Linked DNA regions of Homo sapiens: region 1 is linked to region 2. A link is an interaction called in ENCODE POLR2A ChIA-PET data of the cell type or tissue named here. Cell type or tissue: Caco-2. All regions are shown on one strand. Each heading gives the region's core, and the rest is flanking DNA. Links, peaks and the distances in the headings are about the cores only.

Region 1 (15,516 bases), core at 5,018-10,017, 110 kb before region 2:
CACACCTGGCCACAAATAATTTTTTACAGGTGAGTTTTACCAGATTTTCAAGGAATGTATAATCCCAATCTTATATAAACTATTCCAGAGACTATAACAAGATTACAAAAAGAAGGAGTACTCCAAAGCTCATTTTATTAGACTGACGTATGCTTGATTGACTCCAAAATAAGACATGGACAGTAAAGAAAATTGTAGGCCAGGCATGGTGGCTCACACCTGTAATTCCAGCACTTTGGGAGGCTGAGGTGGGTGGATCATCTGAGGTCGGGAGTTTGAGACCAGCCTGACCAACATGGAGAAACCCCGTCTCTACTAAAAATACAAAATTAGCTGGGCGTGGTGGCACATGCCTGTAATCCCAGCTACTTGGGAGGCTTAGGCAGGAGAATTGCTTGAACCCAGGAGGTGGAGGTTGCGGTGAGCCAATATTGCACTATTGCACTCCAGCCTGGACAACAAGAGTGAAACTCCATCTCAAAAATAAATAAATAAATAAATGAAAATTGTAAGCCAACCTCACTTCTAAATATAAAGCTATAAATTCTAATAATATTTAGCAAAATTGGTTACTTTAAAAACAAAAACACACTATATTTTGTATAAAACAAAACTATATTTTGTTTAAAAACAAAAATATGCTATACTATATACTATATTATAATACAGTATAACCAGGTTGAGTTCCCAGGAAAGCAAGGATGGTTTAGTGTTAGAAAAATCTATTAATATAATTTACCACATTAACAAATTGCAAGAGAAAAAGCACATGATTACTTCAATAGAGGCAGAAAAATTATTTGTTAAAATTTAACACTTTCATATTTAAAAAAATTAAGAAATACAAATAGAAGCAGATTTTCTTTACAGAGTAAAATATGTCTATCAGAAACTTGCAGCAAACATCATATTTAGTGGTAAATCTTTAGAATTATTTCCTTTAATATGAGGGACAAGACAAGATGCCTACAATTACTATTTGTAGCCAATCATTATTTGGGGGTTCTAGTTGAACAGTAAGGCAGTAAAAGGAAGACATACTAATTGTAAAAACAAAACAAAACAATCGCTATTTATAGAAATTGCCCTCATAGAGTCTAAGAGAAAATACAGGCAAGCAATTGGAACTAACATAAAAAATCAACAAGTTACTAAGCACAACATTAGTATAAAGATAATTTACACTCTATCAACATCAATAAATAATTTTTAAAATATTAAATATCATAAAAAGTTAGTTCTTCCTTAATTAATTAATGAATTCAAAACAATCCCAACTCAAAATCCCAACAGTTTTTTTTTTTTTTTGATACTTGACAAGATGATTTAAAAAGCCATGTGGAAGAGCAAAGGACCAAGAAGTTTGTAGAAGACCAAGATAGGAAGGCTCACTTTAACCTATCAAATATGTCAGTCAGGGTTCAATCAAGGAACTAGAGCCACAAAGAGTGTTATGACATGGGATTTATTCTAGAAAGCAGACTTTATCCAATTGTGGGAGGAGCTGGGGAGATGAAGATCTGGAAGGAGAAGCTGGGAGCTCAGAGAAGAGTCTAAACTATCTTTTGAAAGCACTGGCATAAGTGGACAACATCGAGTTTACAGAAAAAAATCTAAGAAGCCAAGTACACATCCAGCTACTGAATTTGTCCTGCCAAGGGAACTCATGGAGATGTCTGTGTGAAGCTGTTGCCTTTGTGAAGCCACCTTCTCTGTGGCTCTTAGCCAAGTATCTGGTAGTAGGTCTTGGGCTGCGGGACCAGAATTTGGGAAGAACAGCAGGATGCAAAGCAGAGGAGAACAAGGGCAAGTTGGAATCTGTTAGGTACTTCTGTGTCTGTCACCCCATCTAACTTTGAAGAGCTTCACAGAGTAAAGAACTGCCCTTCACTTCCACATCCCAAAGTCTCACACAAGGTCTTCTCTTGGCCAACTTGGACCTGGAACCAGACAGGAAAGGGAATTCCTAGCTCAACCAAAGTGGTAATGAAATAACCTAGCATGTCAAGATGAATGTTAAAGCTATTGTAATCAAGACAGTGGAAGCCTGGGCAACACAGGGAGACCCTGTCTCTACAAAAAAAAAAAAAAAAAAAAAAATTAGCAGGTGCGGTGGCATGCACCGGTGGTCCCATCTACTCGGGAAGCAGAGGCAGGAGGATCACTTCAGGTCAGGAGTTCCAGACCACCCTGGGCAACATAGTGAGATCCCATCTCTACAAAAAATAAAAAAATTAGCTGGACATGGTGAAGTGCACCTGTAGTCCCAGCTACACAGGAGGCTGAGGCAGAAGGATTGCCTGAAGCCAAGAGTTTGAGGTTGCACTGAGCTATGATCAAGCCACTGCAGTCCAGTCTGGGCAATAGAATGAGACCCTGTCTCAAAACAAACAAACAAAAAAAAAAAAAAAAGAAAAAAAGAAATGTTTGTTGTAGGCAAAAAAAAAAAAAACAAAAGACAAAAACCCCCCCAAATAGAGTAATAGAACAGAAAGCCTAAAACCAGACCTATTCATATATAGAAATAACATGACAAAAATGACATTACAAATTCATTAATGATATCACAATATTTGGTTTCTCATATGGAGAAGTGATTGAAAAAACTCCTTACCTCACACTAGTCACAAAATTAAATTCAACATGGATTAAATCATAAAATCCTAAATGTGAAGAACAAACTTTAAAAACTTTTACAAATAAAATATAGGAGAATATTTGTATGACCGCACCAAAGAGAAGGATTGATTAAACAAGAGAAAAAAGAGTACAAAGAACGATATATTGACTAGATTCCAATTTAAAACTTCTTAACAAAAAATGTCATAAAAACAAAAAAGACAAGCCACAGACTAAAAGAAGATATTTCCAGCATATAACCACAAATGAATGATTATGTTCAGAATAGTTAAGTTAAAATGATAAGTCCTAGGGTAAGGAAAGGAATAGAAAATTCACAGGAGACAAGACTTGAATGGCCAATTCAAAATGTTAAAACAAGGCTCACACTTATTGAGCACTCACCGTGTATTATTCTAAAGGCTTTACTGAGTATTAACAATATATATATTATTCCAACTGCTTTGCATATGTTAACACACATATTCCTGGCAATGAGTGTGTGAGGTAGGTATTACGACCTTTTTTTTCTTCCAGAGAGGGAAAGTAGGGCTGAAATCATACAACTAGTAAACAGTAAAGCCAGCATTTGAATACTAGTGGTTTGGCTCTAAAATCTGAGTTCTTAACTACCTTCTATTTTATCAACTTGTTAAATTTAAACATTTGACAATACTCACTGTTGTTAAGGATGTGGCAGAATGGGAACAAGTGAACCCTGTTTGTTGGGGTGTAAATTGATATAACCACTTAGTTGGAGAGAAATTTGCCTTTACAAATTGAGGCTGTTAGGTCCATAGCCTAAAGTCATACCCATATAAACAAGGAAAATGTACAAGAATGTTTATTGCTGCACTGTTTGTAATGGTACAAAAATACAGTGTAAAATATTTATACTATGAAGTATTAATATGAAATAATCTAAGTAAAACCCTATAACATAATGTTGATTTAAAGAAGCAAGTTGGAAATGGATATATACAGAGTGTGATGTCACTCATATAAAATGTAAAAGTATGCAAAACATGACATGGTTCATATACGTTGTAAATTTATAAAACATGAAAAAATAAATTTAAAATTCAGGAAAATGGTTGCCATTATGAAGGGGAATGAAAGAATGAGATGAGGGATTTTGCAGGAAGGATCAATTGTATCTGTAATACCATATTTCTTTGAAAAATGAGTAAATAGGGCAAGATATTAAGACACAGCACAACTAGGTGGTGAATATATTCTATTCTTCTTTGTATTTTTAAGTTTAATGGCCTGACCCACATTTTTTATCTCACTTGTCATTCTTCCCCTCTTTCATATCGCTGCCTCATGGGGCCTCCTACCTTTCATTGAACAAGCTGTGCTTCCTCACACCACACTTTCCCTCACTTGGGAATGTCTTCTGTTTAGAAAAACCCTGTTCACCTTTCACGGCTTAGAATACTTCATTTAGAAAAGCACCTGAAAGTACACCCATGTTCATAGCACCATTGTTCACAATAGCTAAAGCATTGAAGCAATCCAAGTGTCCATCAACTAATAAATGAATAAATGAAATGTGGTATATCCATACAAGGGAATATTATTCAGCTGTAAAAAAGAAGGAAATTCTGACAAATGCTACAACATAGATGAAACTTGAAGACATTATGCTGAGTGAAATAAGCCAGTCACAAAAGTACAAATACTGTATGAGTCCAGTTATGTGAAGTACCTAGAGTAGTCAAATTCATAGAAGCAGAAACTAGAATGATAATTGCCAGGGGCTGGGAGAAGTAGGTGATACAGTTTGGCTGTGTCCCTACCCAAATCTCATCTTGAATTGTAGCTCCCATAATCCCCACATATTGTGGAAGGGACCCAGTGGGAGGTAACTGAATCATGGGGGTGAGTTTTTCCCATGCTGTTCTTATGATAGTGAATAAGCTTCATGAGATCTGATGGTTTTATAAAGGGCAATTCCCCTACACACACTCTCTTGCCTGCCGCCATGTAAGACATGCCTTTGCTCCTCCTTCGCCTTCTGCCATGATTGTGAGGCCTCCTCAGCCATGTGTAACTGCGAATCCATTAAACCTCTTTTTCTTTATAAATTAGCCAGTCTCAGGTATTTCTTCATAGCAGTATGAAAATGAACTAATATAGTAGGGAATGGGGAGTTATTAATGAGGACAGAGTTTCAGTTTGTGGAGATGAAAAAGTTCTGGAGATGAACGATCATGCCGGTTGTACAACATTGTGAACATACTTAATGCCACTCAACTGTACACTAAAAAATTGGCTAAAAAGATGAATTTTACATTACATATACATTTTACTATATTAAAAGAAGAAAGCAACAAAAGCAAGCTGAAAGGCAACTTATAATATTATTAGAAATCTCTCAAAGAGGAGGCAGAGGGAGACTGCCTCCCAGGTAGACGCCATCCAGCTTCAGCCCCTGTGGGCTTCTCTGTCTCCTCTCAACTTGTGGATGGATGTGTTCTGTTTTTCCAGTGGTATCTTTGCTTCTTCCTGTAAGGCAAACTCAAATTGCCACTTCTCCACTTCTGCTCCCTACCCATCACCCCAGTGATGACAGTAAACCCTGGGGTGCTTTCTCTCCTGTATTAGTCTGTTCTTACACTGCTATAATAAATACCCAAGACTGGTATAAAGGAAAAGAGATTTAATGGACTTACAGTTTCACATGGCTGGGGAAGCTTCACAATCATGGTGAAGTTGAAGGAGGAGCAAATGCATGTCTTACATGGCAGCAGGCAAGAGAGCATGTGCAGGGGAACTGTCCTTTATAAAATCATCAGATCTCATGAAACTTATTCACTATCACAAGAACAGCATGGGAAAAAACTGCTCCCGTGATTTAATTACCTCCCCCTGGGTCCCTCCCAAGACAGGTGGGGATAATGGGAACTACAATTCAAGATGAGATTTGGATGGGGACACAGCCAAACCATATCACCTCCCCTTCCAACTAGACCCAGCACTCTGAGCCCCTTGCCTTTCAGAGTGTATTTCTACCTTCTCCATTGATTTCCCTCCCCTGCCCAGACTTTGAGTATCTGTTTTCAGAGTTGTAACCTCACCTCATGTTCTGATTGCTTCCTGGGCCTGGCAATTTGATTCTGGCTTCTTGACTCGATTGTGAGTTGTAAGCAGGATTCACCCAGTGACTCTGCTTTGTAGGAAGGGCCAAGCCCTTTGCTGACTGGAACTATGTGACTCCATTTTATGGTTTATCAAATGTGGACTTGCTTGTTATTATGAAATCACTTTAAAGCCTTTAGAGTGATTTATTTAAATGCATATATATATATATATGTATGTTTGTGTGTGTGTATATATATATATATATGTGTGTGTGTGTGTATATATCCATTTGCTTGTGGATGCATAGAAAATGCCAGAAACTGATAAAAGAGGTTTCTAGAGGGAGGGCAGTCTTTGGATCAGTGCTGGGGCTGAGTGAGAGCAGAAGAAAAATTCCCTGTGAACTTCCCAACTTTTCTTCACCTTGAATTGTTTATAATAAGCATATGTCATTTTTATAATAAAAGTATATATTCACAGTGAAACACTGTGTTCTAACTGGTATAATAAGCTCTTAGTATTTGATCCTGAGAGTCCCTCTTTCAGAGGCACCATCAGTCACATACGCTGCTAGGGCTAATGTCAGCTTCCAGGGGAAATCATCGTTGGGATGTGCAATTTCAGATCTAGCTGGAGAGAGGCAAGGGCGTGGCTGCAAACCCCTTTTCTGATCTGAACAGGATATTTGTAAGGTAGTCACCGTGTGGCTGTGGAGATGAGTGATGGGGCTGCCATTCTGGTCCCGCCACTGCTTCTTCCTCTAAAAGCAATTTAGAGGAGAGCCAAGAGGAACAGAGCCTACCCCTTTAATTAGCCTGCGGAGCCAGGCAAGGTAAATATTTGTGACTGAAACAGCGTGGATCCATGGAAGCTGGGATTTTAGCCTAGAAGCCTTGTGCTGCCAAGTTGCCATGAGACCAGAAAGCTGAAGCTATGTTTTGCCTCAGAAAGTGCTTCTGAGTTGAAGAGAAGTGGGAAGGAAATCAGCAGTAGAATTAAGGTCTGTGTGTTAGATGAGGATAATAAGGGTTTGTCTATACCTTAGGTTAAAGGCACACATTTTACCCGTTTTTATTTTGTCTTTATATTGATTTCTTATATTAAAAAAAATTCAGGCTGGGCGTGGTGTCTCATGCATATAATCCTAGTAGTTTGGGAGGCTGAGGTGGGAGGGTCGCTTGAGCCCAGGAGTTTGAGAGCAGCCTAGGCAACAAAACAAGACCCTGTCTCTATAAAAAATTAGCCAGGCATCGTAATGTGCACCTGTAGTCCCAGCTGCTTGGGAAGCTGAAGTGGGAGGATTGCTTGAGCCCAGGAGTTGGAGGCTGCGGGGAACTATGATGGTGCCCCTGCACTGCAGCCTGGGTGACAGAGCAAGACCCTGTCTCTAAAATAAAAATAAGAATTTTAAAAATGACTAAGTCGGGTGGGAGCAAATCACCCTGGTTAAAAGAACAGCCTCTGTAAAGAAAACCTTCAATTTCACCTGCTCTGAATTTGAAAACCTAAATCCAGTAAAGTGACAGGAACATCACATATGTAATACTTTTTAAGCTACCACGGTGACAGTAACATAGCCCAGGGAACTTTAAAAAACAACAGTTTTTTATACTTGAGTAAAACTTGGTTTTATTAAATATTTTTAGTTGAATTTTCCTGCAAAGAAGGTTGCAGGGAAAAAAATTGAGTCATTTGTACCGTCACTGCCCCGTGGGGCAATAGCAAATGATATTCTCTCAGCATCCCACACAAATAGCACATTAGGCAATCTTTAGTGCTCTATATTATTTCCCTGAATAACAGCCATAAAAGAAGCTAAAAGGAATGCAAATATAGGTCAATGATAAGAACTCTTTTGTAATATGCAGTCTCAGGGGTGTGGGTAATGATAGTGAAGATAAAAAGTCCACAATGCATCCTGCTGCAGAATGGCTATCACTTGCACGTGAAATTTAAGCTGTTATTTACTACCTGTTCATTTAGCTCACCGCCCCCATTTTTTTTTACCCTGTATCTTTCTTCACTGTACTCCTTATAGCTTAATATTACATATTTATTTGTTTACTTGTTTTTTCTGCTACCTCATTAAAATGTAGCAGGGATCCCGCCCGCTTTCTTCACTGGAGTAGCCTATGTCCAGCACTGTTGCAGGCACAAAGTGGGTGTCAAATCGCAAACACCCGCTGCAAGGTGGGCGGGGATTTTGGAGATGAACTAAAGGGATGTGGAGGGACTGAGTCACGAAGGCAATGAAGGGGACTTGACTGGAACCTGAGGCAGTGGGGAGGTCACAGAAGGATATTAAACTGAAGCTGGAGGACGGTGAGGGAAAAGATCAGACTTGGTGTTTTACATAAATAACTCTGGGTTTGTTGTGGAGGAAGGATTTGGGATGGCAAATAGCCTGGAGTTAGAGAGACCAGTGAGGAGGCTTTTGCAACATTCTAGGTAAGTGGAGATAAGAGCCCAAGCTCGAAAGTTGGTAATAATGAGATGATAACAATAATTATCAGTACAGCAAAGTCTGCTGTATAGACAGCTAGTCATTACAATCCATTGTCTAGCCTGCACTTCCCAGCCTCCTTTGCAGTTAGGTGTGGCCATGTGATTATGTTCCGGCCAATGGGATTTGAGCAGGAAGAATGACCTCCGTAGAATTCTCTGGTACATACTCCTTCATGTTCTTTCCCTTTTCTGGCCAATTGGGATGGAGAAACTATGTAGTGAAGAAAACTGTGCATCTATCAACCTAAGTCCTTGTAAAACCGTGTAGACAAATGAGGAAGAAATATCTATTATATAGTCAAGTCATTGAACAATTTTAGGTCTGTTTGTTATAGCAGCTAGTGTTACCCTAATGAATTTTAGCACATGTATTTTTGCTAAGCATCATTCTTAATGCTTTATATATGATAACTCATTTAGTCTTCCCAGTAGTTTATTTAGGATCATTTTGTTGTTATTATCCTCAATTTGTAGGTGAGGAAACGGAAACACAGAGGGGCTGTGTAACCTACTGAAGATTACACAGCCGGGAAATGATGGAGCCAGGTTTCAGAGTTCTGACTCCAATATTTTAAGCAATATCTGATTGTGGAGCTGGATAGGAATTAATACTTTAAAAATATATACAGATGTTCCTTCCTTTCAATTAAACACTTTGAATTAAAATGAAACCTTAAAAAAGTTGAAATGGTCAAGCATAAACATTAATTAAAAAGCAAGTCATTTTTATAAGATAATAATATTTCGAGTAAAATGTAAATAAAACCACCTCAGGTGGGGTTTCCTGGAATCAGGCCCTGTGCCTAAGATTCCTATGCAGAAGCTTTATAGGGAAGAATTCCTTGGAAGTAAGGGAAGCAGGACTGGACAGAAGGAGAAGGTAAGCTATAATATAGCCAACACAGAGCCCATGGCGCAGGATGAGTCCTCAAGCTGGGATCACCCTTCAGAGTTATCTGCCATCAAGGCAAGGGGTCTGGGCTTCTGTGCTCTGCCTCAACCAGTCACTGGATATGGGCTGCCAGTTTGGAGGGGATGTGAGCTTGAGTAAGGCAGCTTCTTTGGAAAGAGAGTTAGCTGTGAGTCAGCACTCCCCTGCAGCTGGAAGAATGAGCATCATGCTCTTGAAGGATCTGAGTGGCGCATCACAGTATCCACCACAGAAATCGTGAACTACTCTATTTACAAATGTTCAGTTGCTCCAGATTGTCCCACTGGGCTTCAGACTCATGTAGCCCACTGTCTACTAATTGTGCCTAAAGCATAAAATATATGCTGCAGGGGGATTGACTAGAAATAGGATTTCAGGCCGGGCATGGTGGCTCACACCTGTAATCCCAGCACTTTGGAAGGCCGAGGCTGGTGGATCATGAGGTCAGGAGTTCCAGACCAACCTGGCCTAGATGGTGAAACCCCATATCTATTGAAAAATACAAAGAAATTAGCCAGGCGTGGTGGTGGGCGCCTATAATCTCAGCTACTCGGGAGGCTGAGGCAGAGAATTGCTTGAACTCGGGAGATGAAGGTTGCAGTGAGCCGAGATCGCGCCACTGCACTCCAGTCTGGGCGATAGAGCAAAAAAAAAAAAAAAAAAAAAAAAGGATTTCGGAGGTAAGTTGAGTTGGGGTGAAAGCCTTAAATGGTATGCCAGGGAGTCTGGGTCAGAGGGAAGCCTGGTGGCTTCATGGAGATGGATTAGCACAAGGATAGAGCACTGGCAAGTATATCATTCAGGAGCTGTTATAACAGCTCATTGCAATGAGGAGCAGAGTCTGAATCAGTATCAATGGGATGGAGAAGAAGTGCTGAACTTGCAAAATGTTTTAAAGGTTGTATTCAATGGCTTTGATAACTGAATGTGGAAGACGAGTTAATGTTTGAAGTAAAGCCCATAACTCTATATTGAAAGGCTATCAAAGGTGATGCTTGAAGAAAGATCGTGGTCATGTTCACTCTGTGGAGACATGTGGGGCCAGGCATGGTGGCTCACACCTGTAATCACAACACTTTGGGAGGCCGAGGTGGGCGGATCACTTGAGGTCAGGAGTTCGAGACTAGCCTGGCCAATATGGTGAAACCTCATCTCTACTAAAAATACAAAAATTTGTTGGGCATGGTGGCACACGTCTGTAGTCCCAGCTATTCAGGAGGCTGATCACTTGAACCTGGGAGGCAGAGATTGCAGTGAGCCAAGACTGAGCCACTGTACTCCAACCTGGGCAACACAGTGAGACTCTGTCTCAAAAAAAAAAAAAAAAAAAAAGACGTGGCATGAAGCCCTTGACTTTTTTTTTTTTTTTTTTTTTGAGTTGAAGTCTCACTCTGTCGCCCAGGCTGGAGTGCAGTGGTGCAATCTTGGCTCACTGCAACCTCCGCCTCCCAGGTTCAACTGCCTCAGCCTCCCAAGTAGCTGGGAATACAGGCACCCACCACCACGCCCGTCTAATTTTTGTATCTTTAGTAGACACAGGGTTTCACCATGTTGGCCAGGCTGGTCTTGAACTTCTGACTTCAAATGATCCACCCACCTCTGCCTTGAAAAGTGCTGGGATTACAGGAGTGACCCACCGTGCCTGGCCCCTTGACTATCTTTTTAATTGGCATAATAAAAATAAGTAACTCTCCAATTGGCTGCTTCTTTCTTTATTTTTTCTTTCTTTTGGAGAAACTTTCTGTTGCTTTCTCCGGTAACTTAAAATGAGTTGTGCTTTCCATCTAGCATTGGTTTCTTCATCAGTCTGCTTTAACAAAAAACTTCTTTCTGATATGCCTTTCTCTTTTCAGTTGCAAATCTAAGTGTACCAGAACAAAACATATGCTTAAAATAACTAAACATAAAGTTTTAAAGCACGTGCATGAAATCCATTTTTTTCTTTATTTCTCAGCAGTTCTATCATGGTCCTTATTAGAAGTTCTAATAACGGTCCTAGATTGTGGGTGCATCGAGAGTTGACATGAAGTGTGCTGGGCTTGGGGACAATGTCCGGTTGTTAGCAGTGGGTTGTTCACAGTTTTGTAGATAAACAAGATTGCTCATTAGGGCTGAGTCTGAATGACAATATTAAATCGCTTTGCACACCTGGTGAGTGTAGCTGTTATACAGCTCTGGCCATTGTACTTTGCCCTTTGTGTTTTCTGGAATAAAAGTGATTTTTCTGACCTGATTTAGACAAGATTAAAATCTGGCTAGCCTTTTGCATGGTATATTTTTGCCAAGAAATTTGAAAAATTTCTAACAGTGTAGAAATTTATTTAAAAAATGGAAAAACAAAAAGTTAACCATTAAGTGGGATCAAATTTGTGTAGCAAACATCCATGTTGTGTTTACCTGGATTAAATCAATCATTCACTTAACAAACATTTATTATGTAACTTCTCTGTGCCAGGCACTCTTCTAAGTGTGCCAAGAATACAGAGGTAGGTGAGGGAGATGAAATCCTTCCTCTCGCAGAACTTACCTTCCAAAGTTGGGAGACAGAAAATAAGAAATAATAAGAAAGCTTACAATGTTTGTAAGTAGTAGGAAGAAAATAAAAGTTGAGATTTAATTTGCTCTTCTAGCTCTTCCCTCTCATCTTAAGAGGCTTCCCTGGTGAGTAACTGGGTCTTTTATGGTCCTACGAGCAGGATAATGTGAATTCATATCTATTATGTAGACAGGCAAGTTGACAGACTCTGGAAATTTATTTGGGTAGGGAGGATGGGATTTTAAAACTTTGAGTATGAATGGATACATATGATTTAAACTCCTACCTGGGACTGTCACCTGTCATTGTCCACAAATACACTGTTTAATATTAATAATTAACTAATTTAAAAAAAAAACTATGGTGGGCACTCTTTAAACCAACTTCTACTTAAGAGATTCATAGAGGGAACCAGCATCCATTCCCTCTGTAAGGCTTGGGCTGGTGCTCAAAACACACTGAACAGAGCTGTCCATCTGTCCTCACTGATCCCTTTCTTCTTTGAGGAGTTGAGTTTTGTGCTTTATGAGAATCAGAATTGTTTGTTCCCTGACATATTTGTGCTGGTTTTACTTGTTATTAAAATTATGCTATTTACTTTAATATTACTTTAATAACATGAGGGTGAAGAGAGAGAGAATTATTAAAATGACATTTAAATGGAATGCTTTGGAAAGACTAATGTTAAATTAGTTAACAGTAAGAGATTAGGAAAAATAATAAACTCTACAGTATTTTGCTCATGAGTGTCTTTAAGTTCTGACCCCCTACAAAGAAAGAAAAGTTGGAAATGAAAAATGAGATCTTATGGGTGTGGTTTAGGCCAGAAAAGGTGGTATTGGACCCTTGCCAGTGAATCTATAGTGAGGGAAAGAACCATGGCCTTCCACCAGTTTGGTAAATACATTTATATTTATTTAATTTAAAATATAATGTTTATGGGCCAGGTGCGGTGGCTCACTCCTGTAATTGCAGCACTTTGCTAGGCTGAGGTGGGTAGATCACCTGAGGTCAGGAGTTCAAGACCATCCCGGCCAACATGGTGAAACTCCACCTCTACTAAAAAATACAAAAAAAATTAGCCGGGTGTGATGACGCATGCCTGTGATACCAGCTACTTGGGAGGCTGAGGCAGGAGAATCACTTGAACCCAGGAGATGGAGGTCGCAGTGAGCTGAGATCACACCACTGCACTCCAGCCTGGGAAACAGAGCAAGACTCCATCTTAAAAAGATTAAAAAATAAAATAAAATACAATGTTTATGAAACCACCTTTGCAAAGATTACAACAGTGAGAAAAGTCTAGTATGGCTGACTCCATCTTGCTTCTAGCCTCACAGGCTGGCTGTCCTCATTCATTCCCAGGTGTAGGCCAAGCTGTCCATGGGAGGAATTTAGTGTATAGTTTAACTTTGAAACAAGGATCATAATAGTACCTACCTAAAACTGATCCTCTCCTTGTTCAGGGGCTGAAACTGCCTTTGCAAGACTAATGAAAAGCCACATGATTAGGATTATGGAAGGGGCCTGGATTCTGCTAAGGTATAGGCAGAGTTTCTATCATCTCTTACTGCTAAGGAGTCATGTGGCCAGAGGTCACAAGATTTATGACTTCCCCAATTGCTCCTATAGATAACATCATTATTGTAGAACCTAAGATTGGTCTTTTGAGATGTCTTTCAGGGTTTTGCATTCTGGCAATCTACTAACCCCACCTGGACTTGTGACTCATGACTCAACCTGTCCTGTGGCCCTCACGCAGAGGCAGACTTAGCACATGAAGATAATTTTTTCACATTCCTCTGATTGCATCCCCAACCAGTCAGGAACACCCATTCTCTAGTCCCTGGCCCACCAAACTATCCTTGAACAACCTTAGCCTCTGAGCCTTCTGGGAGACCAACTTGAGTGATAACGCCAGTCCTTCCACTGGGCAGCCCTGCATTAACTAAACTCATCCTTTATTCCGATACCATGGTGTCAGTGAATTGATTTCTTCTGTGCATCAGGCGGGAAGAACCTGTCGACTGATTACATTTACAACATAAATGTATCCCCTTTTTTTTTTCTTGACTGACATTACTGATGAGCTCATTAATGAGCAGTTCTGATTGTGTTGAGTAAGATTTTCAGTGTTTTGTAAGGTATGTGCTAAGCGCAGCAGGTACTCATGATGCCTCCATTCAAGGAGCTCAGGAGTATTATCCTAATATGATTAGATAAAGAATTTATGTGCCTGACAATACTTCTTTTACCTGATCCAAATCTCCTTTCTCTCACGTGCATAGTGGAAGCATAGAAAATATTTTCACTTTTTGGCAGCACCTTTCCTTTGAGAATATCAAAGCTCTTACAGGGACAAATTTCTAAATAAGCAATAATGCTCATATTGCCCTAGGGAGGTGGATAGAGGTATTTATGATCCTCTTACCGAGGATGTTAGACCAGTGTTGAGTAGCTAACAAATACCTCCATGCTGACTCTCAGGAGAATTATGTTTCTGCTAATCTCCCTGCTGCATTGCGTCCTGTTCCCTCTTCTGAATAATTCCCAGTATTACTGAGAACTCTGTGAGCATGAAAAGAGCACTTGTCTGTGAGGCAGAACACACAGGCTCAGACCCTGGCTGTGCTACTAACTGTGGCACTGTGGACACTGTTGTCAGCCCCTCTGTGTGTGCCTCAGTGCCTTTATCTGTAAAATGGGAAAGTCAGTGCTTATGATACCAGAGACCCGATTGTGGTAAAGGAGTGTTTGTCAAAACAAATATGGACGTGGTAGCCGCAGATAGGGAGAGCAACAGTGGTCTGTAGGTCTCCTTCTCTTTCCTTTATTCCCATTTCAGAATTCCTGCTTTCTGTTATGATATTTTTGATCATGAGTCGATTTGTAGGTTCTGGTTTACACATTCATTATTGAGACCAGAAATGAAAGTGTTGCCTCAAATTCTCTGATTCTAGTTTAGCCCACCTACCAAACTTGATTATTTTCCAATGATGGTCCTAGACTCACAATAAGAAATGCAAGGAAAGGGTTGGATTACAGTTGGGATAATGATCTGTTCTGCTCTGAACTGCAAGACCCCATTAAGTGGTGTTTTCTAAAGGTTTGAGTAACTCATTTTTATCTCTTCACTTATTCATGAAGATACTGCTGATAACAGTAAAAGAAAAAAGTAAAATGTACTAAATTTCCAACAATAGGGAATTGCTCAGGTAAATGATGTTATGATGGAAGGCTACTAATAAAAGATGTAGATGAATATTTATTGGCATAGAAAGATAATTGTGGTAATTAAATGAAATATTAACTTCAAAAGGGCAAATGTACAACATAATTCCACCATTATTAAATATATGCATTTGAATCAAACTATCTGGAGGAATGTTCAGTGGATATCTCTGGGTGGCAGGATTACAAACATTTAAATCTTCCTTCCTTACACTTACCTGTATTTTCTAATTTTTTTGTAGTGGATACATATTGTTTTTGGCAAAAGAAAAAAACTGATTTAGGTTGTATAAAATCCTATTCCAAAAGCTATTTGTAGGAATGAAGAAAAACATTTTGAAAATAAGTAAGTGCCAACTCTAAAAAATTAATTAAGCAGGGAAAAAATTTTAAATAGCAAAAATGGTGGGAAGGAATACAAATAGAAATAAACATAAATAGCAAAAATGAATTTCATTCTTTTTTAAAAGGATAGAGTCATTTAATGACAAATGTTTGAAATAAACCAAGTATCAATCGCCAACCTGTTTCTTCTTAGCTGAATTCTACCTGAAAGTGCTTCTAAAAGGGACTCAGAGCCTGGGAAGTAAACAGGATACTTTGAAAT
Region 2 (15,516 bases), core at 4,196-9,195:
ACAGCATTGGTGACAGGCACAGGGTCTGCCAGCCTCTGCTGGAATGCATTCGGAGTGTTTTGTGAGGTGGAGAGCCTTTACCATTGTTGACCAAGTTAATTATTAGTCTGTTCTCCCACATAGTAAAACAAAATGAGCTGCCTCATAATTTCTTATCATTGATCCTACCTCTGAGTGTCCTTTACACGTAATATCCTAGACAATATTTAAAGGGTGATGATGGCTTTCTCTCATCCCTACCCACAAGAGTTGACTGTCCTCAACCGTAAATCTTCCCACATTCTTCAATGGTTACTTAGATGACCTGTTAGATCTCTCATGGAGCTCATTCCCCTCATCTGAAAGTTTTATCTATAACCTTCTTAAATTAGGGAGCAAGATCTTGACACTATATAGGGGCTGACCTGTACGGACTATAGAGGGACTGGGATGAGATGTTTCTGTGGTGGTACTTAAAAACGATGGATGGCTTTTGTAGATAGTGAGTCTGGGACTTCCAGAAAATCAGGGGGCTTTTTTGCTCTTTTTTTTTTTTTTTTTTGAGACAGAGTCTCACTCTGTTGTTCAGACTGTGCGGTGGCTCACCACAACCTCCACCTCCCACGTTCACGCCATTCTCCTGCCTCAGCCTCCCGAGTGGCTGGGACTACAGGCGCGCGCCACCATACCCAACTAATTTTTGTATTTTTAGTAGAGACGGGGTTTCACCATGTTGGCCAGGATGGTCTCGATCTCCTGACTTCATGATCTGCCTGCCTTGGCCTCCCAAAGTGCTGGGATTACAGGCATGAGCCACCATGCCTGGCCTTGTTTTTGTTTTAAGTCGGACTTCTGTCCAAGTAATAGCCAATCCTATTCTCTCAAAATGTGGTTCATACACCACCTGTATCCAAATTAACTGAAATTATTTGTTGAAAATGAAGACTGAGGGCTCCTCTCCTAGACTGTTGAATCAGAATCCCTGGGTGTGGAGTTGAGTTGAGAATCTATGTTTGTACTAAACTCTCTAATGTTTCTTGCATACACTGAAACTTCAGAACTATCAATATGGTGGTTAAGAACACAGAATTTCTCAACTTCTAGCTGTGTGACCATGGGCAATTTACTTGACTTCTCTGAGTTTCAATTTCCTCATCTACAAAATGAAGATAATAATTCCTCAGAGGGTATTTGTTGAAATAATAATTTGTGTGTAGTGGACACTGTTATCTACCCAACTGCCAATTCCCAGCTCACCCTCCCCTTCTTTGCCAGTGGGGCTCAGTTTTGTTTGGGTAGGGTGGTCACCATACCATATGTTCAAGGAAGGTGAACCAGAGGTGAATCATGATTGATCTAAGATGATATTGGCAGTCCCATTTCCTTTGTCGTTGATTGGTTTAGGTATGGGTAATGTGATTTAATCCTGGACAATGAGATGTCAGGGGAAATTTGTAGGAAGTTTTTGGGTACAGTTTTCCTAAACAATAAAAAGAGATATGTGGGAGGTGTGCTTTGGTAGATGTTGAAATATCTGTGTGGCACCTGGAATCATTGCAGCCATTGTGCAACCACAAGGGGTGATATTACCCACACATGGAAAATAGCAGAGTTGGAGGATGGATGCTCCCTGGTGTCATGCTGCTCAATTAGCCAACCCTGGGACCAACTCCTCCTCAGCCAATGTGAGACAGGAAACCACCAAGCCCCTTATAGTTAGGTACTCTTACTTGCAGCTGAAAGCATTCTAATAGGTACAGCATGTAAATCCCTTATCAGAATGCCTAAGTCAATATTTGCATAACAAATGACAGCTATTATATTATTATTATTAATAGAAATATTGGACTTATTTTCCATTAAATTTAGGTCAGAGACTGTAGTGCCAATCCTATTATAAGACACATCTGCTCAAAAATACCTGCTGAGGGCTTGTATTTCTCCTTAGTTTCCACCCTTTGTTCTAGCCTAATGAAATCATGGTGGTTCTATTATACAATGTGTATCAGTTCTTCTACCCAGACTTGAGTTTGCCATAGATTTGACAAATTTTTCAGCCTTTTAAGTTTTCACTTGTATTTCACCTCCCTTGAAAGACGGTTATGATTTTAACAGGAAGAAAAGAAGGCTTTTATGTTTGAGGCAGAAACATACTATGATTGAGAATTATTCAGAGAAAAAGCCTAATTTCATGATTTGTCATGGGTGGTCCCAAGTTAAGCATTGTAAAGGCATTTTGGAGGGCAGCTTGTGGAGAGTAAGGAGTTGGAAATTTATCGGGCAAATCCCTGGAGGGCTGGTGAGGCAGTTAGCTGAAGTTAGGTGCCTGCCCAAGGTCATTCAATGATGGCATGACCAAAGAGGGATTAGAATTCGCAGTCACAGTGCCTAGAATTCCTGTGCGTGACTGGACTTTGCTACGTGATGTTACTCGGGGGCAACACTAATTATTTTGGCAACAAAATCTCCAGAGAACAAGGGGAGGGATAATGGCGGAGTCATTGACTCAAAGAGTGGTACAACTGGAAAAGATCTTGGGATTATCTGGTCCAACATTCTCATTTTACAGAGAAGGAAATTGACATCCATAGAGGTCAAGTGATATATACAAGGTCATATGGCCAATAAGTGGCAGAGCAGTGATGAGGATGCTTGTCTTATGATGCTTGATTTAGTGCTTTTTCCGTGACGAATTTTTTACAAAATTCTCCTTTTAGAATTTTATGACATGAGAGCTCCAAACATTTGACAAAATTGTAAAGTAGACTGCATTCTCTTACATCTCTTATTAGATTAATTGCTTAATTTTCATTTATTCTACTGTCTAGTTTTAACAGAACTTCCTATGTGTATTAGTCTGTTCTCACACTGCTAATAAAGCCATACCCAAGACTGGGTAATTTATAAAGGAAAGAGGTTTAAGGGACTCACAGTTCCACATGGCTGGGGAGGCCTCACAGTCATGGCAGAAGGTGAAGTAGGAGCAAAGGCATATCTTACATGGTGGCAGGCAAGACAGTGTGTGCAGGGGAACTCGCCTTTATAAAACCATCCGATCTCATGAGACTTATTCACTATCACGAGAACAGCATGGGAAAGACCTGCCCCCATGATTCAATTACCTCCCACTGGGTCCCTCCCATGACACATGGGAATTATGGGAGCTACAGTTCAAGATGAAATTTGGGCGAGGACACAGCCAAACCATATCACTTGAATTCCCAGCAAATGTGCTAGGTCAGTGCTTACTTTCCTGGTTGGTCTATCAAGACGTATTTGTGATGTATGTCTACAATGGAAAGAGTCTGACTTTTGTGGTTCTGGAAGCCAGTGTTATTACTTTTTGTTTAAATAGCATATATGAAAATTGGGGAAATATTCCTCATGGCTGAACTATCGTTATGGAGCACCATGTGTTAAGAATTGATCTTGAGACAACACACTGGATATGCCACATTTTATTCTTATTAAAAAAAACTGAGAAAGTCTATGTTATTGTGACAGTGTTACAAATAAGGAAATTGGGTCTCAAGGTGATACAGCTAAAAGCTGTACAACTGGAATTAGAAACCAGGTTCATTTGAATCCAGAGCCCTTAATGGATTTCAAAAAAGTGGAATGAGAATTCTGATAAGTTTAGGAAGGCAGAGAATGAATTTGGGGCCTAAGGCACAGACCACAGAAGACGGTATTGGGAGTAGAGTGATCTGGGTCATCTGCAGAGGTAGTGAGGGCACTTGGTTTCAGTCACCAGAAACCAAGAGGGTTGCCTATTTCACAGTGTTGCCTGGAGCTGATCTTGCTTCTGAAAACCTACCAAAAATATGTTTGGTTTGGAAGGAGACATGGTACCATCCATCAGCCAATTAAAGGTGCCCAACTAGGAGTTAAGGTTTTCAGACTGATGTTTCATTCACAAAGGGAACTGGACTCTTGAATTCTGTCTCATGAGGGAGAGGTAGCCTCATTCAGCTTGGACAGATGATATAGAGTAGGGATTTAGAGTGTGGGCTATGAATTTAGAGTTAGTCTGTCAAGTCCCAAGATGCCAGTTACCAGCTATATGACCAGTGTCTTTAACACTAAATTCCCATTTCTAAAATGGGATAATAATAGGACTTACCTAATGGCCTTGTTGCAAGGGTTTAGTGAGACGATGCATGTAAAACATGAAGCAGAGAGAGAGGCACTCAGTAAATAAATGTTTACAGCCATGCTCGTTATAATTGTTCCAGTGGCTCTGTGTGAGAATCGGAAGAGCAGGGCTCCACCTTTACACTCCCTCTACAGATCTGCATTCCTACTTTCTTCAGGAGGCCACACAAATTTTCTGGACCTTAATGTTGCTGTAGAAAGTCAACACAGGAGTGCGCATGGCCATGCAACCTTATGTCACGTGGGAAGTAGGAAGCCATGCAGAGAGAATGCCTGGCTCCCATCCTACACTAGGTGACTAGGTGTGTGTTACGGTCACTGATGATGCCTTGGGGAAAGTAGTTTGTCTCTGAGCAAGATTTGAAGCCAAGCTGCCTTGTTCCTAAAAATGGCTACAAAAGTCCATTTTCTCCATTTGCATCTGTGAGATTTTAACTTATGGAGGTACGGACTGAGTGACGACAAGGAGAGGCCGATGCTATTGAAAGTAGAATTTATTACTTGCTCTTCTGAGAGGAGAAACGCCACATCATGCAGATTCTGTCAGAAGGGACAAAGGAGCGAGGGGAACACTTAGGCTAGAGCCTTGTTTCTGCAGGAAAGGTAAGGCAGGGCAAACAGTTCAGCTTTGCCTAGTTTGAATAATCCCAGCAGGCTTTGGTTTATCTAGGTGGTCTGTGGTTGCCTAATACCTGGCCCTGAGATAATTTAGCTCAGGGGAAATATTGGCTAGTGTGTGAGAGATAGATAAGGAGGTGGTTGGTGAATATGGGCTTGAGTTTGGTTGGTTTGTGTGTGAAAGGCATGCTTATAGGCAAGTTATTATCCTTAGGAATTAGATAGCCCCGGGAGGGGTGGTCTCTTCTGGGGTCTGTAAATTCCCCAAAATGTTGAAATACCAAAAGATATCTAAAATTAAAAACATGATTGATATACTCATTCATCGGGCCCCACCTTCATTCCCTAGCTCCTACCCCTCATGGCTGTCTGAAAGTAGATGAAGTCATAGGTATCAAGTGCACATGTCCAGCAGTTTTGGGTAGAAAAGCAAGAGCAGCCTGGTGCTGGTGGCTCACGCCTGTAATCCTAGCACTTTGGGCGGCTAGGGCTGGAGGATCACTTGGGTCCAGGAGTTTGAGAACAGCCTGGGCAACATAGCAAGACCCTGTCTCAAAAAAAGGAAGGAGGGAAGGAAGGAAGGCAGGAAAGAAGGAAGGGAGGGAGGAGGGAGGGAGGGTGGGGGAAGGGAGGAAGGGAGGAAGGAAAGAACTTGTAGGCTATGGTGAAGGATACTAAAAGTAGCTTTGTATTTTTTCTCAGATTCTGGGGTGTCACACATTTTACAATCTGTTTACAGCCTGCACAGGGAAAAGAAGAAGAAAAGCAATGACAAAGAAAAAAGTTATGAGAAAACCTCCTACCACACAATCTATTTTTCAGTAGCACTACTAGGCAACCTGTAAATTCACATCAGGCCTGCAGCTGCCTGTTGCCAGTTTAGAATCCTGGTTGCCATTCTAGGAAGAAGTCTATGTTATAACTGCAGATTTCACCTCATAAAAACAAATACCACCCAACTCCTGCCCACACAAGAGCATTTATGTTGTGAATTATTCACTGTATCTAATTTTCTTTTTGGGTAGATATTTTTGTAAGAGGTGTAAAATATTTAACAGACTGAATCAACTCTCGTGCAGTGTTTTACAGCTACTTTGACTTAATAACCTGTATACATATTCCTGAGCCTTGAGTATATCATACAATGATGGTTCATGCTCACTTTCCATGGCCACGTGCGGCCAAATAAACTGCAAACTCAGGCGTGGCTCCAGTTTTATTGCCACAGTCTCAAGGCACTATTCACACTGCAACTTATCTTCTATGTGTTAATGGGTGTCTTGCTGATAAAGGTCATCCGCATTAGATACAGCAAAACAAATCTTGAGACCACAGAGTTGGAAGTATTGCATTTATTCTCAACACTGGACAAAGGTGTTTTCCTTCCTTCCGTCCTTCCTTTTCTCCCTCCCTCCATCCCTTCCTGCTCTCCCCTCCCCTCTCCTTCCCTCCCTCCCTCCCTCCCTCTCTCCTTTCCTTCCTTTCTTCCTTTTGTTCTTTCTTTTTTTTTTTTTAACAGAGTTTTACCATGTTGCCTAGGCTGGTCTCAAACTACTGAGCTCAAGCAATCCACCCGCCTCAGCCTCCCAAAGTGCTAGGAATACAGACATGAGTCACCACACCCGGCCAGTGTTTTCATTCTTTCTAATGATACTAGACATATACATTGCTTTGATCTCTAAAATTTGATCTCTCTAAATATTTATTGAGTATCTACTCGGTTATAAGCTCCTCAAAGGCCTGTTCATATTTTTATATTCCTTTCATAAGCAGTGAACTGTATCAGGCACATACTGGGAACTAAAATGAATACTTAATCAGGTATTTGTTTTACGGCAGCGTTTCCCAAAGTGTATGCCCATGGTCCACTGAAGGTTGACAGGATCCATGTGATGGGCACTGAATGAATAAATTAAAAAATGCGAGCCTGGGGCGGTGGCTCATGCCTGTAATCCCAGCACTTTGGGAGGCCCGAGGTGGGTGGATCACCTGAGGTCAGGAGTTCAAGACCAGCCTGGCCAACATGGTGAAACCCCGTCTCTACTGAAAATACAAAAGTTAGCCAGGCGTGGTGGCAGGCGCCTGTAGTCCCAGCTACTCAGGAGGCTGAGGCAGGAGAATCACTTGAACCTGGGAGGCGGAGGCTGTAGTGAGCCAAGATCGCATCATTGCATTCTAGCCTGCGCGACACAGCGAGACTCCATCTCAAAAAAAAAAAAAAAGTATATATATATAAAATATATATTTAAAAGTTTTAAATTTGATTTGCTGTGTTGTCTTGTAAGACATAATTCTATTTTTTCCCTTATAAGAGCTTTGGGATCTTTAAATAAGTGATCTTTATCATTGACATAATTGTAAAATGCTTTTGAGTTCCACCCCCAATTTCCAACTAAAACAAAATCCACCATTGGTTGTACTGCCAGAAAATTAATTTTAAGCTTTGCCATGATGTGTTTATCCCTGTGGGAGTGTGCCCTTGCATGGGAACAATGCTGTCTTGTCTGTAGCAATGAAAAAAAGATTGAGATATATTCACTGTATACTATACATTGAACACTTACTATGTACAAGGCAGTGTTCTGTGTGCTGGAGATAAAGCAGTGCCTGGGTACAAAGCAATGTCTTTGCCCTTGTAGTACTTACAGTCTATTGGGGACAACAGATAAAAATAAGTTAATGTATAAAATATCAGGTAGGAATGAGTGTTGTAAGAAAAGGTAGAGAGAGAGTGATGGGGTTGGAGGAGACTATTTTAGATAGGGTGATTGGAAAAGCCCCTATAATGAGGTGGCGACTGAACAGAGACCTGAATGAAGTGGAGGAGTGAGCTATATAGCTCTCTAGGGAAAGAGTGTTCCAGGTGGCGGGAACAAGAAGTACAAAGGTCCTGGGGTGGGAATATGTTACATTTTATTTTATTTTAAAATTTTCTTTCATAAGGAGGCAAATAAATCTTTTCATTATTATTATTATTATTATTTTGAGACATGATCTTGCTCTGTCACCCAAGCTGGAGTGCAGTGGTACGATCTTGGCTCACTACAACCTCTGTCTCCTGGGTTCAAGTGATTCTCCAGCCTCAGCCTCCCAAGTAGTCGGGATTACAGGTGCCTGCCACCATGCCCAGCTAATTTTTGTATTTTTAGTAGAAATGGGGTTTCACCCTGTTGGCCAGGCTAGTCTCTAATCCTGACCTTGGGTGATCCGCCCACCTTAGCCTCCCAAAGTGCTGGGATTACAGGTGTGAGCCACTGCACCCAGCCAAATACATCATATTTTAAATTGACTGCCTGCAGAATAGGTAGAAAGTAACATAGTGGTACGAAGAGTAAAATGTAAACTTGGCATTTAAGGAGGAGTGAAAAAGATAAACAAGTAATTTTTCAACTTTCAGCTGTCAAGGAGCTTCAAAATTGTACTTTATAGAAATAACAGTTATGTCAGAGGATAGATCACTGGCTCACAGGCCCCAGAGTATTTTTATTTCTTTCTCATATTTAATATGCCGAAATGGTCTTCTGTCTTCACCTTCCTCTGCTTGTTTGGACAGGTGTCAGAAAATAAGATAGGCGTTTTTCTTATACTCACAGCTTTTCTCCTTATGTTATATGCACATACACTCAGTCCTATTCAAGTCTTCAGTCTAGCTGGTGTTTATATTTTTTAAAAACAAGCAGAATTGGGTGATTAGTGAACTGATTCTATTTACTTTGAAATACTACATGAGGCAGTGATGTACGCCTAAATGTTGGTTTCCAAAACAAAATATATCTATGGATTTTTCTTTCTGCTGCTCTTAGCCCACTGGTCCCTCGCATCTTGGGAGCAGGGGCATCTTCATGCAGCCCTGAATAGTGTACCATCAGTATGAGTATTTCCTCCATGTAAGAGCTGAAGCAAGTTAATGATGGGAAGAAATACATTCATAGTGTAACAGGTGTCAATATTGACCATAGTTGTTCATCAGAGAACGTGTCTCCCCAACAAAGAAAGCACTTCAGCTGACCCACCGATGTTTACTCATCCGTGGGGCCAACAGTGTAGTCAGTTTTAAGATAAAAGATCACACAAGGACTTTCTTAGAACTATAAGGAAAAGAGAACTTATTTTCTGCTTGGAGCTGCTGAGAAGGTAAGAAATAATTTAAGAGCCAACAGGCATCATTTTGTTATCATAAAGAGAAGTACTGTCCAGGTGCGGTGGCTCACGCCTGTAATCCCAGCACTTTGGGAGGCCAAGGTGGGTGGATCACGAAGTCAGGAGATCGAGACCATCCTCGCTAACACGGTGAAACCCCGTCTCTACTAAAAAACACAAAAAATTAGCCGGGCATGGTGGCACGCGCCTGTAGTCCCAGCTACTCGGGAGGCTGAGGCAGGAGAATGGCGTGAACCTGGGAGGCGGAGCTTGCAGTGAGCTGCGATCACGCCACTGCACCCCAGCCTAGGTGACAGAGAGAGACTCTGTCTCAAAAAAAAAAAAAAAAAAAAAAAAAAGAGAAGTACTAACTAAAAATGGTGCCTACCCAAGAAGAGCAGAGCTGGGACATTGTTTGCAAACCTGGAGCCACCCATACCTGAAGCCAGGATACCGCTCTCTCTTTCAGTTATAGGAGCTAATTAATTCTGAGCAGAATTTAAATGTTTTCCGCATTTTTAAGTTTGTCTTTGCTTAAGAAAATGAGTTGGGTTACTGTGTGATATGGTTTGGATTTGTGTCCCTGCCCAAATCTCATGCTGAAATGTAATTCCCAATGCTGGAGGTGGGGCCTGGTGGAAGGTGATTGCATCATGGGGGTGGTTACTCATGGTTTAACACCATCCCGCTTCCTGCTGTCATCCCAATAGTGAGTTTTCATGAGATCTGGTTGTTTAAAAGTGTCTGACACACCCCCCGTCTCTATCTCTCTTTTCTCTCTCTCTCCCTGTCTCTCGCCCCTTCCATGTAAGATGTCTACTCCTGCTTTCCCTTCCACCATGAATAAAAGCTCCCTGAGGCCTCCCCAGAAACAGATGCATCCATGCTTCCTGTACAGCCTGAGGAGACATGAGCCAATTAAACCTCTTTTCTTTATAAATTACCCAGCCTCAGGTATTTCTTTATAGAAATGCAAGAACAGACTAATACACTGTGACCTACAAGTGAAAGAGTAACTTTCATCTGACTCCCTTCTGGTGCCTCCCGGCAAGGTGCTAGAGCATCCAATAGACTGGAGAGGAGGCAGGGAGACCTGTATCCCTCAATTGCCATGAGGAAAAATTTCAGTGCTGGACATATGATGGAATCATCCAAAGTATATGAATCAGTTAGTGTACTTTTGTGAGTTATGAAACCTAAGCCTTTATTCTTTTTGCTCTGCTGTAAATTGAATAGAATAAAAATCCACCACAACCAAAACCACATCCAATCTGAGCCTTGCTCTTCAAAAATTTTAGCCGTGCAAAGCCTACATTAAAAGATATCTTTGGCCGGGCATGGTGGCTCACGCCTGTAATCCCAGCACTTTGGAAGGCTGAGGCAGGCAGATCACTTGAGATCAGGAGTTCAAGACCAGCCTGGCCAACATGGTGAAACCCCGTCTCTACTAAAAATACAAAAATTAGCTGGGCGTGGTGGTACATGCCTGTAATCCCAGCTACTCGGGAGGCTGAGGCAGGAGAATCGCTGGAACCTGGGAGGCGGAGGTTGCAGTGAGCTGAGGTCTCTGTCTTAAAATAAAATCAGATAAATCTTCCAGAAAAAATACATAGATTGGACTCCATTAAAATTAAAAACTTCTGTGCATAAAAGGCATTATCCACAGAGTAGGAAGGCCATCCACAGAATAAGAAAAAATATTTGCAAATTATAAATATTATAGGAGATTAATACCCAGAATATATAAAGAACTCTTACACCTCAACAACAACAAAACAAATAACCTAATTTAAAAATGGACAAAAGATCTAAACAAACATTTATCCAAAGAAGATATGCAAATGACCAATAAGTACATTTAAACATGCTCAACATCACTAATTACTAGGGAAATGCAAATCAAAGCCATAAGGAAATACCACCTTATACCCATTATGATGACTATTATTATTATTTTTTTAAAAATCCAGACATGCTGGGTCACACCTATAATCTCAGCACTCTGGGAGGCAGAGGCAGGGGGCTCACGAGCCCAGGGGTTCAAAACCAGTCTGAGCAACATAGTGAGACCCTGTCTCTAGAAAAAAAATTTTAAATTAGCTGAGTGTGGTGGTGCACACTTGTAGTCCCAGCTACTTGGGAGGCTGAGGTGGGAGAATTGCTTGAGCCCAGAAGGCTGAGGCTGCAGTAAGCCATAATTGTGCTACTGCACTCCAACCTGGGCAACAGAGTAAGACTGTCTTCAAAAAAATAAAATAAAATAAAATAGAAACAGTAAATATGTGTTAGTGATAGAGACAGGAGGCAGCCAAAAGTCCCCTGGCAAAACCCCGCCCTTGAGCCTAAAGCAGCCTGAAGGCTGAAAAACCAGACTGCTGGTTCTGGATGAAGCCTGCCATTTCCTGACTGATTCTTTCTGAATAATGCCCACCTGCACACTGGGAGGACGGGGTGGAGCCTCGGGAAATTCATGGCGTTTGCAGTGGGGAGGAGCCTGGCCTCTCCTGTTCCTGTGTGGTGACCTGGGATTCAATCTGTGAGGCAGTAAATCTGCTAGCAGGACTCTCTCTCTCTTTGCTAAGAATTATTTTGCCTTTTTCCTTTTTGCCCAATAAATTCCGTTTTCCTTACTCTTGTATATGTCCGCAAGCATAATCTTTCCTGGTCGTGTGAAAGAGCCTGGTTTTAGCTGAACTAAGGATAAAGTTCTGCAACATTAGTGAGGATGTAGAGAAATTGGAACCTTTGTGCATTGCTGTGGGAATGCTGCAGCTGCTATGGAAAATGGTATGGCGTGTTCTCAAAAACTAAAACATATAATTACCATATGATCCAGCAATCCCACATCTGGGTAGATGACCAAAGGAATTGAAAATGAGGGCTAGAACAGATATTTGCAAAGCCATGTTCAGAACAGCACTATTCAGACTAGCCAAGGGGTGGAAGCATGCCAAGTGTCCATTGACAGATGAATGGATAAATGAAATATGGTATGTACATATAATGTGGAATATTATTCCGTCTTAAAAAAGGAAGGTAATTCAGATACACGCTATGACATGCGTGAACCTTGATGACATTGTGCTAAATGAAATAAGCCAGTCACAAAAGGACAAATACTATACGATTCCATTCATGTGAGGTACTTAAAATAGGCAAAGTCACAGAAGCAGAAAGTAGAATGGTGATTGTCAGGGTCTGGGGGGAAGGGAAATGGGACATATTGTTTAATAGATAGGGAGTTTCTTTTTGTGATGTTGACAAAGTTCTGAAGATAGATAGTGGTGATGGTTGCAGAACAATGTGAAAGTACTTAATGCCACTGAATTGTAAACTTAAAAATGGTTAAAAAGGTACATTTTAGGTATTATATATTTTATCACAACAAAAAAATAAAATATAAAGATATCATCCAGAAGAATTGTGCTTCATTTAACAAACAGAAGATACTCCCAATCTTAATCAGTTGATGTTAGACAGGAAAATGGGAAGGCAAAGTGATTGGCTGTGATGTTTCAGATTCATCAGCAAAACTAGGGTTTTTACATTCAACTAAATATGATAATTAGGTCATGTGCAAGAATGGAGCCTGCTTGCATGAACTTTCATCTTTCAACAATGACAGCAGAAAGAGGAATAATAGACACTGGTTGCTAACTAATGGCCCTTACCTTTTTTGCATCTTCAGTAGTTGTAGCAGGAAATAAAAGCTTGTCTTTCTTTTTAACTTTGTTTTTTAAAGGTACTCAAATGCCAACTTTACTGTTTCTATATAAACTCCTTTTTGTACTGAAAACTGTAAAAATAACAAAGTTTGCTGTGATTGCAATCCAAAATTTTGAAAGCCAGAAAATCTAATTATTATGCTATAGCCAAACTACCTAATGCTTTCTTTATCCACAAGTAACTTTGCTTCAATTTCTTGATGTTGGGTTTCATCTCATTGACTTTGGGCTTCTAAGACACATGGGAATACTTATGTCGTCTTGGCTTCTTTGGGTCAAATCAAACAGTAGAGCTAAAGTTATTCAAATACATTCAAATTACACAGATCCCTTATAAATTACTAGTATCATAGCGGGAAGAAAAAGATACAAGAAGAAAAATACATCCTAGAACTCATTATCAAAAGTATTGGTGTATAGTCTATAGTAGCATAGAGTAGCTTTCTCAATCTGCTATATAAAATTACCAGCAAGAAAAAAAGGTACAAGAATAAGGTTTATGGCTGAAGTGGCTTGGTGTCAAAATTCCCTATTCTAGCATTCTCAGAAGGATCCCATCTGTTAAACAAGCAGAAACTGCAGGGACATCTGAATGGTCTTGATTCCTTCTTAACTCCCTTAAGCCCAGTGTTTGTTAGTATTCTTTCATGCGGATGAACTCCGCCGAGTAACATGTATCTGAATCTTGCCATCCTCTCTCTCTGCACAGACAGCAATGTTCTTACTCCTCTCCTCCTGTAAAGCAAGTGATCTGTGATTTCCCTGAGGATTGTTGCTCTTGTAGACTGTTCATGGAGTGAACATTCCGGTAGAGGGGAAGGGGATTCGTTACTAGCATTGACAGTCAAGTTATTAAGGTTTTTTGTCAACGTCTCGGAGCAGATTTGAGAGGCCCCTGAATCGTCCTGGGAATTTTCTTTGGTGAGCATTTGTGAAGACTCTGGGATGGAGGTTGGATTAAACTTCTGTGATGGGTCCATCAGCATCTTGACACAACACTAAGCTTCTCCTGGATCTTTGAAACCTTGCAGAAACTGATGACGGAGCCTCAAATTGCTATAAGGTAGCCCAGAAAGAGACTGAGAACCAGATCCCCAACCTCTTTTTAACTTTTTAAGCTCTGACAGTCTTGCTTGGCTTAACTGTTGAGATTCCTCACTTCCCTGTAATGTTCTTCATGTAGTCAACATGAATTTACTCAAGTTTGACTAGATGTGATGGTCAGTGGTTTTGTGCAGGTTATTCTGTTTGCTCTTCTAAATAGATTCATTCTCAGCCCTTCTCTGTTTGATTCTCTGCTTCAGGAGGAGATAATTATGGGCTGCATCACCTTGGCTCCATCACTGTCTGGCTTCTAGCACAGTTTGGCCATGGAGAGGTAGCAACAGGAGATGAAGCAAGCAGGAGGAGAGTGCTCTGAGCATTCTCTGGATGCTCCCTGCCTCACCATGGTTTTGGCATGGCTGGGATCCTCTATCTCCCACTACTGCATCTGCAGGGCAGCTCCCCTCCCTTGACTATAGATCTCACTGCACCCTGGAAACACCATTTCTCTTTCTTATCCATTCAAGCTTAGGGGAAGTAACAGCCCAAATGCTGCTAGTCCCTAGGTATTCCTTGATGCTTATTGTTTTCCTTAACCGTGCCCAAATCCTTGACACAGTTCTTTCATTTCATCCTCCTCAATTAACCCTTTGAGCATGTCATTCAGTTCCTTCCAAGACATTGACTAACACAGACATTCGTATGCCACCAACACTGGCTCTTCTGATGGTCCTGCTTCCCTAATAAATGCTGATATGCCCAGAGAGAAGAGTTTAAAAGGCCGGGTTGTCATCGATGGCTTGATATCCACATGTCCTAAATTCACTGACTATATGTAAAGCATTTATTACAGTGCCTGGCCCATAGTAAGCATTCAATAAGAATTATTGTTGTTGTATCATCATTATAATAACCAGAGAATGGCAACCATTGTCTTTTTTTTATTCACTAAAGGGATGAACTTCATTTATCTGCTGACATTTTATTTCATTGTTATTGGGGGCTTAATACATGCCAGGCCACTTAGTGGCTTTACCTCATTTAATCATAGCTCAGAGCAGTGCTATGAGATAAGTACTAGAGAATTATTATTTCTGTCTGGCAGATGAGGATACCAAAGCTTAGAGAAGTTATGTGATTTGCCCAAGATCATACTGAGATAAGTGGTGAAGCTGAAATATGAACACAGGCTGCTGGCTCTAGAACCTGTGTTCTTCTCAAGACATCCACAGCCTGCCAACATAAGATGGGCGTGGTCCCTTTCTTCTTGGAGGTAAAGAGGAAAACAAGCCTTAAATAAGTAATTACAAATATGCTGCATCTTACTGGGCAAATCGAATGTCATCCAGGGAAAGTGACATTTAAGCTGAGAACTGAGGGAATGAGGCAGACACAAGAGATGGTCTGCCTTTCACCTGCAGATTTGGGAGCAAGTTGGGGCAGGGCTGTCCGTGTTTCTTCTTGGATTGTCGCAGCAACACTCAGCATCTTGCTCTGAACAAAGTCTACCATCAGCGAATGTTTCTTGACTCTATTGAAATAAAGATACTTAATTTCTCCCCTATGGATGACTACTTCTGGTGGAAATCTTCCTTAATAATCGCTTGTAAATCAAAGTCTTCACAGTGCCTTGTAAGGTTCCAGAACCAAACTTGCCTCCCGGTTACCTGTGACACCTACTAATTTCAACAGAAGCGACATGTGTTTACCTGAAGGGAGAATTTGGTTGACAGGATATTGCATAGCACTTAATGACAATTCCATCCCCTTCAAATACACAGTTAGTATCTATAATCATTGTTTAAGAAGATTACATGTCACATGAATTAGAGGTTGTGGAGTCGGAGCCACCTCC

The links. Peaks named below come from ENCODE experiments on the same cell type or tissue, not always from the same donor. Only the 100,000 strongest peaks of a DNase experiment are listed, where the experiment ranks them.
Region 1: POLR2A ChIA-PET joins it to region 2 with 5 read pairs; 1 of 35 experiments calls an interaction of 5 or more read pairs at or near these places.

Annotation. Positions count from the first base shown.
Region 1 is chr12:93,147,319-93,162,834 of GRCh38, reverse strand. The region is part of intron 3 of LOC643339 (a long non-coding RNA gene); the gene reads left to right. Among named protein-coding and RNA genes, the nearest start is that of LINC02412, 19 kb to the left of the region's middle. In Caco-2, for the core only: no CTCF peak of the experiment used is centred there; DNase peaks (open chromatin) are centred at 7,624, 7,904 and 8,294.
Region 2 is chr12:93,033,346-93,048,861 of GRCh38, reverse strand. The region is part of intron 3 of LOC643339 (a long non-coding RNA gene); the gene reads left to right. It also overlaps the pseudogene DPPA3P5. Among named protein-coding and RNA genes, the nearest start is that of LINC02413, 50 kb to the right of the region's middle. RefSeq lists a silencer at 11,111-11,288. In Caco-2, for the core only: no CTCF peak of the experiment used is centred there; DNase peaks (open chromatin) are centred at 5,961, 6,351, 6,681 and 8,751.